Regions from separate parts of the Homo sapiens genome. Here regions 1, 2, 3 and 4 are each linked to region 5. Evidence: chromatin contacts called from ENCODE Hi-C or POLR2A ChIA-PET data. All regions are on one chromosome and are shown on one strand. Each heading gives the region's core, a stretch centred on a gene start or an enhancer-like site at or near the end of the contact. The rest is flanking DNA. Distances are from core to core; before and after follow the strand shown. Region 1 holds the start of USP4 (ubiquitin specific peptidase 4). Region 2 holds the start of TREX1 (three prime repair exonuclease 1). Region 3 holds the start of UQCRC1 (ubiquinol-cytochrome c reductase core protein 1). Region 4 holds the start of PLXNB1 (plexin B1). Region 5 holds the start of SLC25A20 (solute carrier family 25 member 20).

Region 1 (2,700 bases), core at 71-2,570, 440 kb after region 5:
CACAAACTGGTTAGCTCAAGGTGAATACATAAGCTGTTATCTGTACTCCTCCTAACCCCAATTTTTCTATTCTCCTGCTCAATTCCTCGGCAGATCATCACCACAATGATTTCTTAAAGATAGGTAACACTCGGGCCGAGCACGGTGGCTCCCACCTGTAATCCCAGCACTTTGGGAGGCCGAGGCGGGTGGATCATAAGGTCAAGAGTTTGAGACCAGCCTACCCAACATGGTGAAACCCGGTCTCTACTAAAAATACAAAAAATTAGCTGGGTGTGGTGGCGTGAGCCTGTAATCCCAGCTACTCGGGAGGCTGAGGCAGGAGAATCGCTTGAACCCGGGAGGCGGAGGTTGCCGTGAGCCAAGATCACGCCACTGCACTCCAGCTTGGGCAACAAGAGTGAAACTCCATCTCAAAACAAAACAAAACAAACAAGATGGGTAACAATCATACTCGATGCAAAGTCTAGCCTTAGTTTTTCTACTCCTACACAATTACACCACCCAGGAATCTCTCCAGTAGTACAAAGTATTGTCCCCTCTACTAAACAATCTATTAAGATGCCTAATAACTCAGCCTGGGTCTTCTAAATTCTGGACCCTTCATCTTCTATCTAGCTCCAGGACCTAGGCTATCCTCCTCTCCCACTCCAAGACACTGCTGCCGCAAATATTTTTGACACTTGCTACCAAAATAATCGGGGTTCTCAGACATTTGTTCAGCTTCTGACCTTGACATCTGTTGGCAGTTTACAAGTTACAAAGTATCTACTTCTGATTTTCCCCTCAACCCACTGAGGTCGGTGAGCCAAATATTGCTATCCTGGTTTTAACAGTGAGGAATCCAGGTCTGTGACACCTTCGCCCAAGGTCACACGGCGAGTCCTCATGGTAAAGGGCTCTCCCCACCCTTAGGGTCCCCACCAACCTTCCCCTTCTCCACATCCCTCCTCCTGGCCCCCGCCGGGCCCGCCCCCTAGGGCTCCAAATGAACTGAGACGACACTCAGGCCCCGCCTGCGCTTTCCCAGAGCTGATCCTGGAGTTATTCTCCTGAGGGGCAGGTGTCAGGCTACTCTTCCAGGGTCACTACATACCATCCCCGCCCAGCCCCTACTCTAGCCGAGAAAAAGGAGGCCCCTTTTTCTCGGCCCCTGGTTCTGCATAGAGGAAGAGCGAGCCGGGAGCTCACCACTGCGCCCCGCGTTGGAGTGTGGTCCTCATTAAGGGTCCAAGCTCGGACTTCTGAGTCTCCGCATCCGGTCGCTCACGGCAGCCTCCACCTTCCGCCATCTCCTCCGCGGCCCCGGCCCAGCCGGCCCGGACATCCGCCCCGCGCGCGGCGTGCTATAGACCGCGCCCACGCACGCACGCTCGCGTGCCCGCCCCTGCCCCACCTCGAGCCGCGGCCTTCGGCTCCTGCAGCCGCTGTCTTTTCTCCCCTCCGCTCTCGCGCCACCTAGCTCACCGGCGAACAGTGGAGCGGAAAGGCACACGCGAGAGGGGTGGGCGGGGAGCAGCAGCTGCTACTTCCTCCCGCCCTGCCGCCCGCTACGCGGCCTTCGGGCGCCCCTTCCTCTGCTCAGGATGGCGCTACACTTCGAAGCTCTGTTCAGCCCGCCGATCTCAGGGAGTTAGGCAGCAAGCCCACGACCCATCGGGCACCCCAGCCTGGCCTTCGAGGTTATCGTGGTCCTAAATAAATGCAGGCCAGGTGCGAGAAGCCCGGTAGTTAGGTCTGCTCATTCTCACCCCTGCAATTCCGCTTTCAGCTGGAGGCCTTAGGCGAGTCAGCTGCCCAAACGTGGGATCGGGGCTCCTGCTCCAGCGGCCCTACAGGGATTTCGGGAAGTACCATGTGCACCAGCGCCTTGGGACCAAGACTCAATGGTGTGTTGTAGTCATTAACAGTCGCCTTAAACAGTCGACGCCAGAGCCACCTGGCCCACCGCAGAATTCCGTCAGCTCTTCATACTGAGCTACTTGCCAAGCAGCCACAGAGGGGCGATAGCAACAGGGGAAGGAGAGGTACTCCACATTAGTTACCCAGGCGTGTACTTAGTTCCTGGAACAAGATACAACGTCCTGAACACTATGTTTTCCAGTCGCCCCGCTCACACACACAACCCTCCTCTTGGAGGGAGAAGTAAACCCAGAGGAAAGAGGAAGTCAGGCAGTTGGTCTAGATGCGTCTCCATACACTTGTCTAACAGTCCTTGTCCTCAGAGAAAAATAAGACCTAGTTCCTGCCCTCATAGAATCTAGTAGAAAAGAAGAGATGTTACAGAAATAACCTCAATGCCTAGCAGTATGTGGTAAGTGCCATTAAAGTGTGTGAACCAGGCCGGGCGCGGTGGTTCAAGCCTGTCGTCCCAGCACTTTGGGAGGCTGAGGCGGAAGGATAGGTTCAGCCCAGGAGTTAGAGACCAACCTCGGCAACATAGCGAAATCCCGTCTCTACAAAAAAATACAAAAAATAGCCGGGCAGTGGCTCGCGTCTGTGGTCCCAGGTACTTGGGAGGCTGAGGTAGGAAGATCCCTTGAGCCCAGGAGGTCGAGGTTGCAGTGAGTCGAGATGGCGCCACTGCACTTGAGACTGGACGGCAAAGTGAGACCCTGTCTCAAAAAAAAAAAAATAAATACAAATAAAGGGTGTGAACCGGCCGGGCGCGGTGGCTCACACCTGTAATCCCAGCACTTT
Region 2 (2,700 bases), core at 201-2,700, 430 kb before region 5:
GGTGCAGGCCATGGTGGCACCAGGCCTCAGTCTGCACCCCCCCTCTCTCAGGTGGTCAGAGCGCTCACGGTGATGTTGCACAGACAGTGGCTGACAGTGCGGAGGGCAGGGGGACCCCCAAGGACCGACCAGCAGAGGCGGACAGTGCGCTGTCTGCGGGACACGGTGCTGCTGCTGCACGGCCTATCGCAGAAGGACAAGCTCTTCATGATGCACTGCGTGGAGGTCCTGCATCAGTTTGACCAGGTGATGCCGGGGGTCAGCATGCTCATCCGAGGGCTTCCTGATGTGACGGACTGTGAAGGTAAGCCTGCCAGAGGCCATCCTGCCCAGCCCCCATGGCTTCTTCCAGAGGTTCCCCAACAAGTCAGATTCCTGGGTGTCCCCTCAGCAGGCCCCCGCCCACTGCAGCCTGTTCCAGCACTGGGGCCATTTTCTTTTATCTTCCTGCCTCAGTTCTTCTCCAAGCATATTGGGATGCCTTTTGCATCTATCTGTTGAGTGTGCCTGGCAGAGCCACGGTTTTTCCAGAAATAGCCGTGTCTGAATTGCCTTTGTATCACTTTGTTTGCAGTAGCTGAGGGAGCAGGGCCTGGGTGTGGAAGGGACTGGTTAGTTCCTGCGGACGTTGGGGGAGGAGAGGTGGGACCTGCCCTAGGCCCTGGCACCTTTGGGCCCTCACCAGGAACCTCTCCTTTTTGTCTCAGAGGCAGCCCTGGATGACCTCTGTGCCGCGGAAACCGATGTGGAAGACCCCGAGGTGGAGTGTGGCTGAGGCCCTGAGTGTCCAGCCACATGGTGGCACCAGCACCACTCCTTTCCTTACCACATCAACTGATTAAAGCAGTGACCAGCAGGAACTGCCCAGAGAACTGGCTGGCCTTGTTTCCTGAGTCTGATCTGTTTGGCGGAGTGGGAGGGGTGGAGCAGGACCCGGACCCTGAGTGGCTGGGATCCTTCTTCCTGTCCCTGGCTGTTGCTGAGCCCGTCCCCATGGTAACTGATCTGCCTTGAGGAAGGAGCCCTGCCCTGCCTGTGGAATTGTCCTGAGTCATTGCTTTGGGCTGGGGCCATGGGAAGAAACCATTGTGTGGCAGGGAAGGAGGTGGCTCTTGGCCCAGGCCTAAACCAGGAAAGCCTGGGAAACTGGGACCCACAGGTGGGCATGAAAGGGCCGCAGCAGGGGCTCCCAGCAGTGTGTAAGACCGGGAGCTGGTCTGGCACCACTGCCCTGGTCCTTCCAGCTGCCTGTCACTGGTATGATGGCCCCGGTGCATTGTGCCACCAGCAGGCCACAGCTGTGGATCTTGGAAGGCCTCTGGGGTCCCCCGGGAGCAGGGGAGTGGGTGTGGGGGGGAACGGATGGTGGTGAGAGGGACAGACCAGGCAGGCTGACGAGCAGGGCGGGCCTGGCTCACGTGGGCCTGTAGGCGGGCCCACGCCAAGTTTCACTTCCCGCCACTGCTGCCAGCGAGAGCCGCGGGAGAGTGTGCAGCCGAGTCACTACTGCCTGCCTGCCTGCCTGCTACGGTGAGTGTGGCCCCCACAATGGGATGGCGCAGGGCAGGAGGGCCATGGGTTCCCCCACCCCAGACTAAGGGGGCACTAGGGGAGGGGCCGAGTCATGTGAAGAGGGAGACCCTCTCAGACAGTCGAATGTGCTGGTCCCACTAAGGAAACCACCTCACCCTCTCCAACTTCCTGCCTGAAAATGGGCCCTGGAGCTCGCAGACAGGGCAGGATTGTGCAGGGAAGGCCTGAGATGTGCTTCTGCCCACCCCCTACCCCACTCCCTCCCCTTCGGATCTTAACACTGGGCACTCACACACCCACCCCATGCTCCTCTCCAGGCTCAGCAGCAGGTACGTACCCAACCATGGGCTCGCAGGCCCTGCCCCCGGGGCCCATGCAGACCCTCATCTTTTTCGACATGGAGGCCACTGGCTTGCCCTTCTCCCAGCCCAAGGTCACGGAGCTGTGCCTGCTGGCTGTCCACAGATGTGCCCTGGAGAGCCCCCCCACCTCTCAGGGGCCACCTCCCACAGTTCCTCCACCACCGCGTGTGGTAGACAAGCTCTCCCTGTGTGTGGCTCCGGGGAAGGCCTGCAGCCCTGCAGCCAGCGAGATCACAGGTCTGAGCACAGCTGTGCTGGCAGCGCATGGGCGTCAATGTTTTGATGACAACCTGGCCAACCTGCTCCTAGCCTTCCTGCGGCGCCAGCCACAGCCCTGGTGCCTGGTGGCACACAATGGTGACCGCTACGACTTCCCCCTGCTCCAAGCAGAGCTGGCTATGCTGGGCCTCACCAGTGCTCTGGATGGTGCCTTCTGTGTGGATAGCATCACTGCGCTGAAGGCCCTGGAGCGAGCAAGCAGCCCCTCAGAACACGGCCCAAGGAAGAGCTATAGCCTAGGCAGCATCTACACTCGCCTGTATGGGCAGTCCCCTCCAGACTCGCACACGGCTGAGGGTGATGTCCTGGCCCTGCTCAGCATCTGTCAGTGGAGACCACAGGCCCTGCTGCGGTGGGTGGATGCTCACGCCAGGCCTTTCGGCACCATCAGGCCCATGTATGGGGTCACAGCCTCTGCTAGGACCAAGCCAAGACCATCTGCTGTCACAACCACTGCACACCTGGCCACAACCAGGAACACTAGTCCCAGCCTTGGAGAGAGCAGGGGTACCAAGGATCTTCCTCC
Region 3 (2,700 bases), core at 104-2,603, 290 kb before region 5:
CTTAGATGAACATGTATTTCACATCTAACATCTTGGAATGCAAGAGGCATTTTACAATCTATAGTATCCTTTGATTAAAATTGGCAAGATTCTTGAGATTCTTTCTCTGGCACTGGAGCACAGACAGCTCCTTACAATCTAGCACATTTTAGAGTTCATGTAATATAGCATTCTTTACTATAACAAGTGACATATAACAAGGAAGTTGCAGGCCACCTTTTCCTATGCTTAGTAACAATTTAAATCGCAGGACATTGTTTCTGGAAAACTAAAAGGATGTGTCAATAAAAACATCTGGCCCTGGGGCTGGGGGCTGAAAGGAGGAGGAGATAATTATTTCTTGGGAATCTTCTCACCTATTCATATATCTATCTGTGACTCAAGATTTCTTGTGTCAATTTAGAGAATTTGTATTTTTTGGAAAATCACACATTTCATTGTACTGTTAAAATGCATTTGCTTCCTAAAATGTATTTCTGGTCTAGCCTGGAGATTATGACCTTGGGCAGTGAGGCTGACAGACCTGGACCCCTGCAAGTCACCTAAGGTGTCTGAATCCCATTTTCCGCATTATAAGAGGAGACATGATCACTTCCCTTATATGGGCTCCTTAACAAAAGGCTGGAAAAGAATTTGGCCGCCTACTTAACGGGCATTATATGCTAAATAATGTTGGCTTATAGTGAAGATTGTCCCGTGAAGCCAAGGCGTGGCTAGGGTAGGGAATGGGGCCATTCTCGGGGTGAGTGGTCCTGGGTCCGAACCCAAACCACAAACGGGAAGACTCGAGCCCAAGGTCACACCCCAACCAGGGAAAAGACGGCAGGCCCAACCTGGAGGCCCTCTCCCCAAAAGCGTCCCCAACTCACCGTGCAAGTGGGCTGAGAGGACTGCTCGGAGGCCACACGCAGGCCGTTGTCCAGCAGGCTAACCTGCGTCTCCGGCACGAACTGGAGCGCCTGAGCGAAGGTTGCCGTACTCCGCAAGGCTGGCGTCCGCAGCAGGGCCGGCTGTGGAAGGGAACAGCCGCGAGTGAGGACTCGGTCAGGGGATCGCTCCCCACCTCCCAGGTCCTCAGGAGGACCCCCGAACCCCGCCCCTAGGCAAGCGGCGAGATACCTTTCCCCGCCCTCCGCCGTGACCTTCCCACGGCCCTGACCCCGCGTCCTCCCCACCTCGACCTGCCACTGCTAACAGCCCACACCTGTCCGCTTCCCGAAGCCCTGTCCCGAAGCCCCGCGCTCTCGCCACCACCTCACCGAGCGGCGGGCGCGCAATAGCACTTGTGCCCCGGCGGTAGCGGCCCGACAGACCACGGACGCCGCCATCTTCCAGCTGCAGTCGGCCCTGTTGCGCCGCGCAAGCGTAGACTGGGCGCGTTGGCGGTCGCGGCGCAGGCGCAGTACCGTACAGTTGGTGCTCGGCCGCCTCCTGGCGGGAACCGGGACAGTCTATTGTGCTGGCCTGGCTTTGGCTGACTGGCTCTGACCGCGCTGCCGCCAGTCCCTGCGCACATCAGTCCACCTGCCGTCCATCAGCCCGAGCAGGTCCGCCCGCCGTGCAGTCCATCTCCCCATTCCACGCGTGGAAGTCAGAGTGCATTATGTTTCTCACCAGCCGCGCTGCGTACTGAGGTCTGGCGGGCGGGGAGTTGCAGCCACAGCGTGTCCGCAGGTTCGAGCCCAGGGCTAAAGTACCAGCGTGGAAACTTACCTGGGACCACAAGTTGGTGCTGAAAGTCAGTATTTTTTTCTCTTTATTTATTTTTTATTTTCTGAGACAGGGTCTCGCTCTGTCGCCCAGGCTGGAGTGCAATGGCGCGATCTCGGCTCACTGCAACCTCCGCCTCCCGGCTTCAAGCGATTCTCCTGCCTCAGCCTCCCGAGTAGCTGGGATTATGCCCGGTAATTTTTGTTTCTTTAGAAGAGACAAGGTTTCTCCATGTTGGCCAGTTTTGCGCCCTGCCAGTTTTCTCTTTAAAAGAACTAAGTACAGGCCGGGAGCGGTGGCTCACTCCTGTAATCCCAACACTTTGGGAGGCCGAGGCAGGTGGATCACTTGAGGCGAGGAGTCCAAGACCAGCCTGGCCAACATGGTGAAACCTTTCCTTTTCTGTAAGAGGAAAAAGAATTCTGGCTGGGTGCAGTGGCTCATGCCTGTAATCCCAGCACTTTGGAAGGCCGAGGTGGGCGGATCACCTGAGGTCGGGAATTTGAGACCAGCCTGACCGACATGGAGAAACCCCGTCTCTACTAAAAATACAAAAGTAGACGGGCGTGGTGGCGCATGCCTGTAATCCTAGCTACTCCAGAGGCTGAGGCAGGAGAATCACTTGAACCCGGGAGGCGGAGGTTGCGGTGAGCCGAGATCGCGCCATTTCCAGCCTGGGCAACAAGAGCGAAACTCCGTCTCAAAAAAAAAAAAAAAAAAAAAAAAAGACTTCTAAGGTATGCTTTGTTATGTCAACTAAAGAAAAAAAAAAACAAGCTTTTAAATATTTAAAGTTAGTTCTATTCAGAAGTCTTACCAAGAATTGCAACCCGGGAGAGCCTTTCAGGGAGTTTCTGCTAGACTGCTCCAAAGCAGTGTTTCCGACAGTTTATACACTGGTGGTGGCGGCTCTCCATGTGCTCAGAAATTACATCAAATGTGCTCAGAAGTTACATTAGAGCATAAATCTCATCAAGGTTTGGGTGCAAG
Region 4 (2,771 bases), core at 145-2,644, 470 kb before region 5:
CCGCCCTGTTTTCTGTGTGTTGAGGAGGGGTGGGGAGATCCACCATTTACCAGGCACCTGCGATGACCCAAGGCGCTCATCGATCACCCACTTAATATGTCTGTGTGTGGAGAGGAGGGTCCCCCCCACCCGCCCGGGGGTCAGGAGGCTCGAGGTCCGCCTTTGTCAGTCCCACCGGGAGCAGCCAGAAAGGGCTGTTACTACTGAGGGGAAGCCCCGACCTCCCCACTCGGCTCGTCCTTGACCCTCCCCAACCCCCAGACCCCGAGGCGAGGACCCCATCACTGGCCCTGGGAGGGCGGGGAAGGGGCCGGCCGGTCCCCGGCGGCGACGGCGAGGAGGGGGCGCGGAGGAGCAGCTCCACCTCCTCAGTCTCCCAATCGCGTTCCAGGCGGAGTCGCCAGAGTTTCCCTTCGCGCGGAGAAGTGTGGTCCCAACTCTCAAAACCAAAGCCGCCCACCACTCACCCAGGCCGCCCCTGCCCGGCGGGATCGGGGCCCCGGCCCGTTCCACCTCGGGAGCCCCGTTCCTCGCCGCCCTGGCCCCGAGCCCCGCACTCACCACCCGGCCGGGCCCCGCGGGATGTGCGCGCCGAGGCGGGCGTCGGCCGCTCCGGGCTCGGGCTCCGCGCGCAGCGGCCTCTCCCCGGGTCTGGCGGAGCCGCAGCTGTTACCCGGAGACCGAGGGGCGGAAAACTGCGCCCGCTGCCCGCCCCTCCCGCGCGGCGCTGCCACCGCCGGGAACAAAGGAGACAAAGCCGCGTCGGCCGGGCTCGTCTCCGCTCCTTCCCCCTCGCCTGCCGGGCTGCCCTCCCCCCGCCCGCCGCCCGGGCCAGGCCGGAAGCAGCCCGGAGAGCCGGGCGCGCGGCCCCGAACCGCCCGGGACCCCGCATTCCAGCCCCGCGGGCTCCGCATCGGCCGAGGGCTGGGGACCCGACCCCTCCCGCACGGGGGAGGGCGGGGGCGGGCTGCACCGCGGCGGTCGCCATGGCAACGCGGGTCGCCCGGAGGGGTGAGGAGTGAACCCCGGGAGCCAGAGCCGCCCCGCCCCGTCGGCCTCACCTGCTCGCCTCCTTGGAACCGGAACTGGGAACTTTCCTGGTTGCCAGGAGCCGAGGCGGGGGGTCGCGCTCCGCACCCGCAGGTGCTGGTGGAACAGCGTCCCGGCCTCTTCCCGCCCGTCCAGAGCCGGGTAGCACCCGAGTCCCTCACCAGCCCGACCCGTTCTTCTGCCAGCGCCCGGCCTCGCCCCGCGCCCGGAGCTCCCTTTCCCTTCCTTACCCGGCTCCGGTGGTCATCCTCCCCAACTTTCTTTACCTGAACTCCAAGGCGCCTTGTTTCTCCCCTGCGCACCTGGCCCTGCCCACCGCCCCTGCTCACCGCCCCTGCTCCCACTACTCCCCAACAGCCAATCCCTCCTTCCGGCCCCCACCTCTGGCTGTTTGAGAAGAGCATGGGCTTTGGACCTGGGCTTGCGCCATCAACTAAACCATGTAACCTGACACCAACCCCCCCCAGCCTATTTGCTCACCAGTAAGTGGGGGTGATCCCACCTCTAGCGGGGCTGTGAAGGCAGGGAACCTGGGCTGCAGAGGCGCACAAGCAAGGGCTCACTTCCTTCCTTTCTTCCCAGCCCAGGACCCAGACCTGGACCCACCCCAAGCTGAGAAGCGTTGGGCAAGTCTGGGCTCCCTCACTGGCAAACACCTGGGCCTTCTGCGGGAGGAAACGCTGGCAGAAAGGTTCTCTCCTGGGGACCATTTGTACCCTGTGCAGGGCCCTTCACACCCTGGCATGCCCACGGCTAACTCAGGACCAGAACCTGGCCCATCCTATTAGGACTTTTGGAGGACTTTGGCTCAAAGCCATTGGCACAGCTTCCTGGGAGGCAAAAACGTCACAGGCATCATCTGAAAGCCTCCAAGGCCTCCACAGGCTAGGGGAGCCTCAATCAGGAGGTTCAGGTCATCCACACTGGCTACTGCCCTAGAGCTAGAGACACCCTCTTCCCACCTCCCACCAGCTATCAAGGGTCTCCTGTCAGGTCACCCCTTTTCCTCCACTCCCACTTCCAGCACCTGAGTCCAGGTGCTTAGCACCTTGTCTGCACCAGCATAGCAATCCCTCCCTGGATCCCTCACCCTTAGCCTCTGACCTCAGACTGCCAACCTGGCACCCCGGGCCTGTGACATCATTCTGCACAACTCCCCCACACCCATCACCACCCCAGCCAGGACAGTCTGCCCCAGTCCCTCACCCACTTTGGCTTTCCTGCCTATGTAGCTTGTAGCAGCCCCCTCCACATGCACAGAATCCCTCCCTCCCCAAATCCATTCATCCAAGCACACACTTCAGGACCTATCTCACCCCAGAGGAAACTGGGACTTCCAAACCCCACAACCCCTTTCATCTGTACACAGATACGCTACCTCCTGCCCTACAAGGAATGTGAACACTCTAAGCACAGGGGTCTTTCCATCCCATGCCATTCTGGGGAGCCATTACTCGCCAAGGATAGATTGACTGAGGGACCAGGTGCTGAGAACCTGGGGTGGGGGGCATTTGGGCCATGCTCACTGCCCAAGACTGAACACAGGCTCCAAGAAGAAAGTATGCCTTATGGGAAACACTCCTGACTCCACAGGCTCTGAGAGCTCTGCACAGGCACCAGTGAACGAGTCCCCACCTGCGGCCCCCCTGCATATAGCTACCCTGCGCTCTCAAAGGGGAGTGGGTTCTCTGGAATGTGCCTGACTTCCAATACTCCAACAC
Region 5 (2,700 bases), core at 144-2,643:
TGGAATGACCACAGTCTGGGAAGCACTAACACATGGCATTTACCACCAGCTAAATAAACATTTGATTTCATGTTGCACAATGACCTAGCCAGTCCAGCTACTTTAACCCTGGTCTTCCTATAGAATGACCCCAGTATGAGCTCTACTTCAGGGCAGCTCCTCTCTTGGATGAAAGGCAGCAAAGAGCTTGCTGCCCAAGCTGGCCAAGAGGAAGTGCCCACAAAACTATTTCGCTGTGGAAGAAATCTGACCCAACATCCTAACAAACCCCCTCACATGGGCTTCCAATCTTTTAAAACTCATGTCTGCTCCCCACAGGCCCACCCTGGCAATGACTTGTCAATTTCCTTCACGTCTACGTCTAGAAAAAAAGTGAGAAAACTGGATGCAGCTTCGAGTGCTAAGCCATGGGGGATGGACTTTGGTCCCCAAGCAAAGCATTAATGAAGGTGTTGCAAGGGGAATAGTTGAGATATGATATGAGGAAGACCAGAGAACAATTCCTGATGAACGTCCTCCCTCCCAAGCCTCAGTCTGACCATAGCTTCCTCATCTGGGAGTTGTGAGAATGAGGCTGGCCTTGTGCAAAGCTGATCACCTTGCTTTCCGTGGAAGGGGCTCGGTCACTGAGGTCATCATTGCTTCTCACAGGGATGCCTCTGCCCAGGAGGCTGAGCAGGCCACCGTTGGGTGACAGGCCGAAGAGTGTCAAGTATCTCCCCGGGCCGGGAAAGGTGCGAAAGAGATGGGTACTCTTGCCCCAGGGGAATGTATCAAAGGACACCTCCAGAACAACCGTACCGCTCTGTCTTTAGTTGTCTTCCTGGGGCAGGCTTTACAGGGGACCTGTTTCAACCTTAACGATAATATTAGTGTTGGCTGAAACCAAAACTATGGAGAGACGTTTATTCCTTCCCATCCCTAAAGAAGTGGCGCAGGGTCAGAAGAGACTGCGGGACAGGGAACTTTACATCAGAGCTCTTGACAGGCAGTTAGAGGCTGCTCACTTTGCGCCGCCGCCTGGCTCTTTGGGGCGCAAGGTACAGCTTCCTGCCCACCCCTGAAAGAGAGATTCCCTAGACTTCTCACGGAAGCTCACACATGCCCCTCTTCTGCCCAGCGTCCGCGCCTCGCGGGGGACCATGCTTTCCGCGCCCCGCCCGGGCCTCCTCCCCAAAGCCTGCGACCCAGCCTCCCGCACCTTGACCGTGTCCAGAGGGTGACCGACGAACACCAGGCACACGCCGCCAAAGCCGCCGGCCAGCAGGTTCTTGAGCGGGCTGATGGGTTTTGGCTGGTCGGCCATGGTCAGTCCGTCTGTCACTCCGTCTGTCAGTTCTCGGGCCGTCCTGGCTTCTCAGCCCCAGCTGCAGTGCCGGCGCCGCCGACCTTTCACCCACTTTTGGGTGGGCGGGGCACGAGCCCGGGGCAGGTCGGGAGGAGGGCCCAGTTGGCACGGTAGGGCTTCCGCCCGGGGCTGCTTCCGGCCTCGGCCCCGCTTCGATGGGCGTGGCAGAGCGCAAAGCCGCATGGGCGGGGTTTGGGAGTGTGGGCCAGCGGGCCTATTCCTCCAGGAAGCCTTCCCAGACTTCCATGTTTCCTCTGAGCTCCCATTCATCCACTCACTCCAGAGAGATCAATTGCGCCCTGCCATATGCCAGGCGTCCTTCTAGGTGCTGGAGGCACCCCTGGTAGTACAACACACAGGTCCCTGTCCTCCTGGAATTTACAGACCATAACAAAGATAAATAACTAAAAAATGCATAGTGTATCAAGTAGTAATAAGTACTACGGAGAAAAATCCAGGAAGAGAGTTAGAGGGTGTGTGGGACAAGTGATTTGCAATTTTAGTTCGTTGAATAAGGGAGGGTTTAACTGAAAAGGTGACAGGATTCAAGACCTGAGAAGATGAGAGAGGGAGTTCTGTTCACACATAACAGGGTCAAGGGTGAGGAACCTTCCACCCAGAAGAAAAAGAAAATGCAAAAGCCTTGAGATGGTCTGTGCCTGACATGTTTGAGAAACCACAGGAAGAGGGAGGGTAGTAGCTGATGAGGCGACAGAGGTTTTGGAGGCACTAGAAGACAGGTTTGGGCCTGGTGTTATGGCTCATGTCTGTAATCCCAGCTCTTTGGGAGGCCAAGGCGAGAGGATTGCTTAAACCCAGGAGTTTGAGACCAGCCTGACTTATATAGCGAGACTCTTGTCTCTAAAAAAAAAAAGTTAGGCCGGGCCCAGTGGCTCACACCTGTAATCCCAGCACTTTGGGAGGCCAAGGCAGGCATATCAACTGAGGTCAGGAGTTTGAGACCAGCCTGACCAACATGGAGAAACCCCGTCTCTACTAAAAATACAAAATTAGCGGGGCATGGTGGCGCATGCCTGTAATCCCAGCTACTTGGGAGGCTGAAGCAGGAGAATCACTTGAACTTGGGAGGCAGAGATTGCGGTGAGCCCAGATCGTGCCATTGCACTCCAGCCTGGGCAAAAAGAGCGAAACACTGTCTCTACAAAAAAAAAAAAAAAAAAAAAAAAAAAAAGTTAAAGGCCCGACGCAGTGGCTCATGCCTATAATCCCAGCACTTTGGAAGGCCAAGGCAGGTGGATCACCTGAGGTCAGGAGTTCAAGACCAGCCTGGCCAACATGGTCAAACCCCGTCTCTACTAAAAATACAAAAACTTGCCAGCCGTAATGGCAGA

What was found. Hi-C counts contacts between places; a loop is a spot of excess contacts on that map. ChIA-PET counts read pairs that join two places held with the same protein, here RNA polymerase II (POLR2A). Pooled maps may share reads with other maps.
Region 1: a loop to region 5 is called in a pooled map, with 4 times the contacts of the local background. The contact joins the promoter of USP4 here to the promoter of SLC25A20 in region 5. A Hi-C loop is called at or near these places in 6 of 50 pooled maps. POLR2A ChIA-PET finds 5 or more read pairs at or near these places in 3 of 52 experiments (CD4-positive, alpha-beta T cell, activated B cell and activated naive CD4-positive, alpha-beta T cell).
Region 2: a loop to region 5 is called in a pooled map, with 3 times the contacts of the local background. The contact joins the promoter of TREX1 here to the promoter of SLC25A20 in region 5. A Hi-C loop is called at or near these places in 1 of 37 single-sample maps with no recorded cell type and 8 of 50 pooled maps. POLR2A ChIA-PET finds 5 or more read pairs at or near these places in 4 of 52 experiments (B cell, Caco-2, endothelial cell of umbilical vein and 1 more).
Region 3: a pooled map shows a loop between it and region 5 (6-fold over the local background). The contact joins the promoter of UQCRC1 here to the promoter of SLC25A20 in region 5. A Hi-C loop is called at or near these places in 6 of 50 pooled maps. POLR2A ChIA-PET finds 5 or more read pairs at or near these places in 3 of 52 experiments (AG04450, OCI-LY7 and activated CD4-positive, alpha-beta T cell).
Region 4: a loop to region 5 is called in a pooled map, with 4 times the contacts of the local background. The contact joins the promoter of PLXNB1 here to the promoter of SLC25A20 in region 5. A Hi-C loop is called at or near these places in 1 of 50 pooled maps. POLR2A ChIA-PET finds 5 or more read pairs at or near these places in 2 of 52 experiments (A549 and activated CD8-positive, alpha-beta memory T cell).

The regions. Positions count from the first base shown.
Region 1 is chr3:49,338,733-49,341,432 of GRCh38, forward strand. It overlaps USP4 (ubiquitin specific peptidase 4), which reads right to left and starts at 1,321. Exons shown (of 22, transcript NM_003363.4): 1 at 1,192-1,321. The coding sequence starts at 1,292. RefSeq lists a silencer at 1,262-1,451 and enhancers at 1,492-1,991, 1,622-1,791, 1,882-1,941.
Region 2 is chr3:48,464,780-48,467,479 of GRCh38, forward strand. TREX1 (three prime repair exonuclease 1) reads left to right here and starts at 1,451. Exons shown (of 2, transcript NM_033629.6): 1 at 1,451-1,530; 2 at 1,851-2,700. The coding sequence starts at 1,877. ATRIP (ATR interacting protein) reads left to right here. Exons shown (of 13, transcript NM_130384.3): 12 at 52-304; 13 at 708-2,700. The coding sequence ends at 775. ATRIP-TREX1 (ATRIP-TREX1 readthrough) reads left to right here. Exons shown (of 15, transcript NR_153405.1): 13 at 52-304; 14 at 708-1,530; 15 at 1,851-2,700. RefSeq lists enhancers at 677-766, 1,379-2,260, 1,847-2,046, 2,261-2,700.
Region 3 is chr3:48,608,293-48,610,992 of GRCh38, forward strand. UQCRC1 (ubiquinol-cytochrome c reductase core protein 1) reads right to left here and starts at 1,354. Exons shown (of 13, transcript NM_003365.3): 1 at 1,260-1,354; 2 at 870-1,010. The coding sequence starts at 1,328. RefSeq lists a silencer at 975-1,074 and enhancers at 1,245-1,344, 1,424-1,938, 1,635-1,744.
Region 4 is chr3:48,428,692-48,431,462 of GRCh38, forward strand. It overlaps PLXNB1 (plexin B1), which reads right to left and starts at 1,395. Exons shown (of 38, transcript NM_001130082.3): 1 at 1,317-1,395. RefSeq lists silencers at 349-428, 509-1,108 and an enhancer at 1,349-2,342.
Region 5 is chr3:48,897,489-48,900,188 of GRCh38, forward strand. SLC25A20 (solute carrier family 25 member 20) reads right to left here and starts at 1,394. Exons shown (of 9, transcript NM_000387.6): 1 at 1,202-1,394. The coding sequence starts at 1,306. RefSeq lists an enhancer at 315-364 and a silencer at 945-1,134.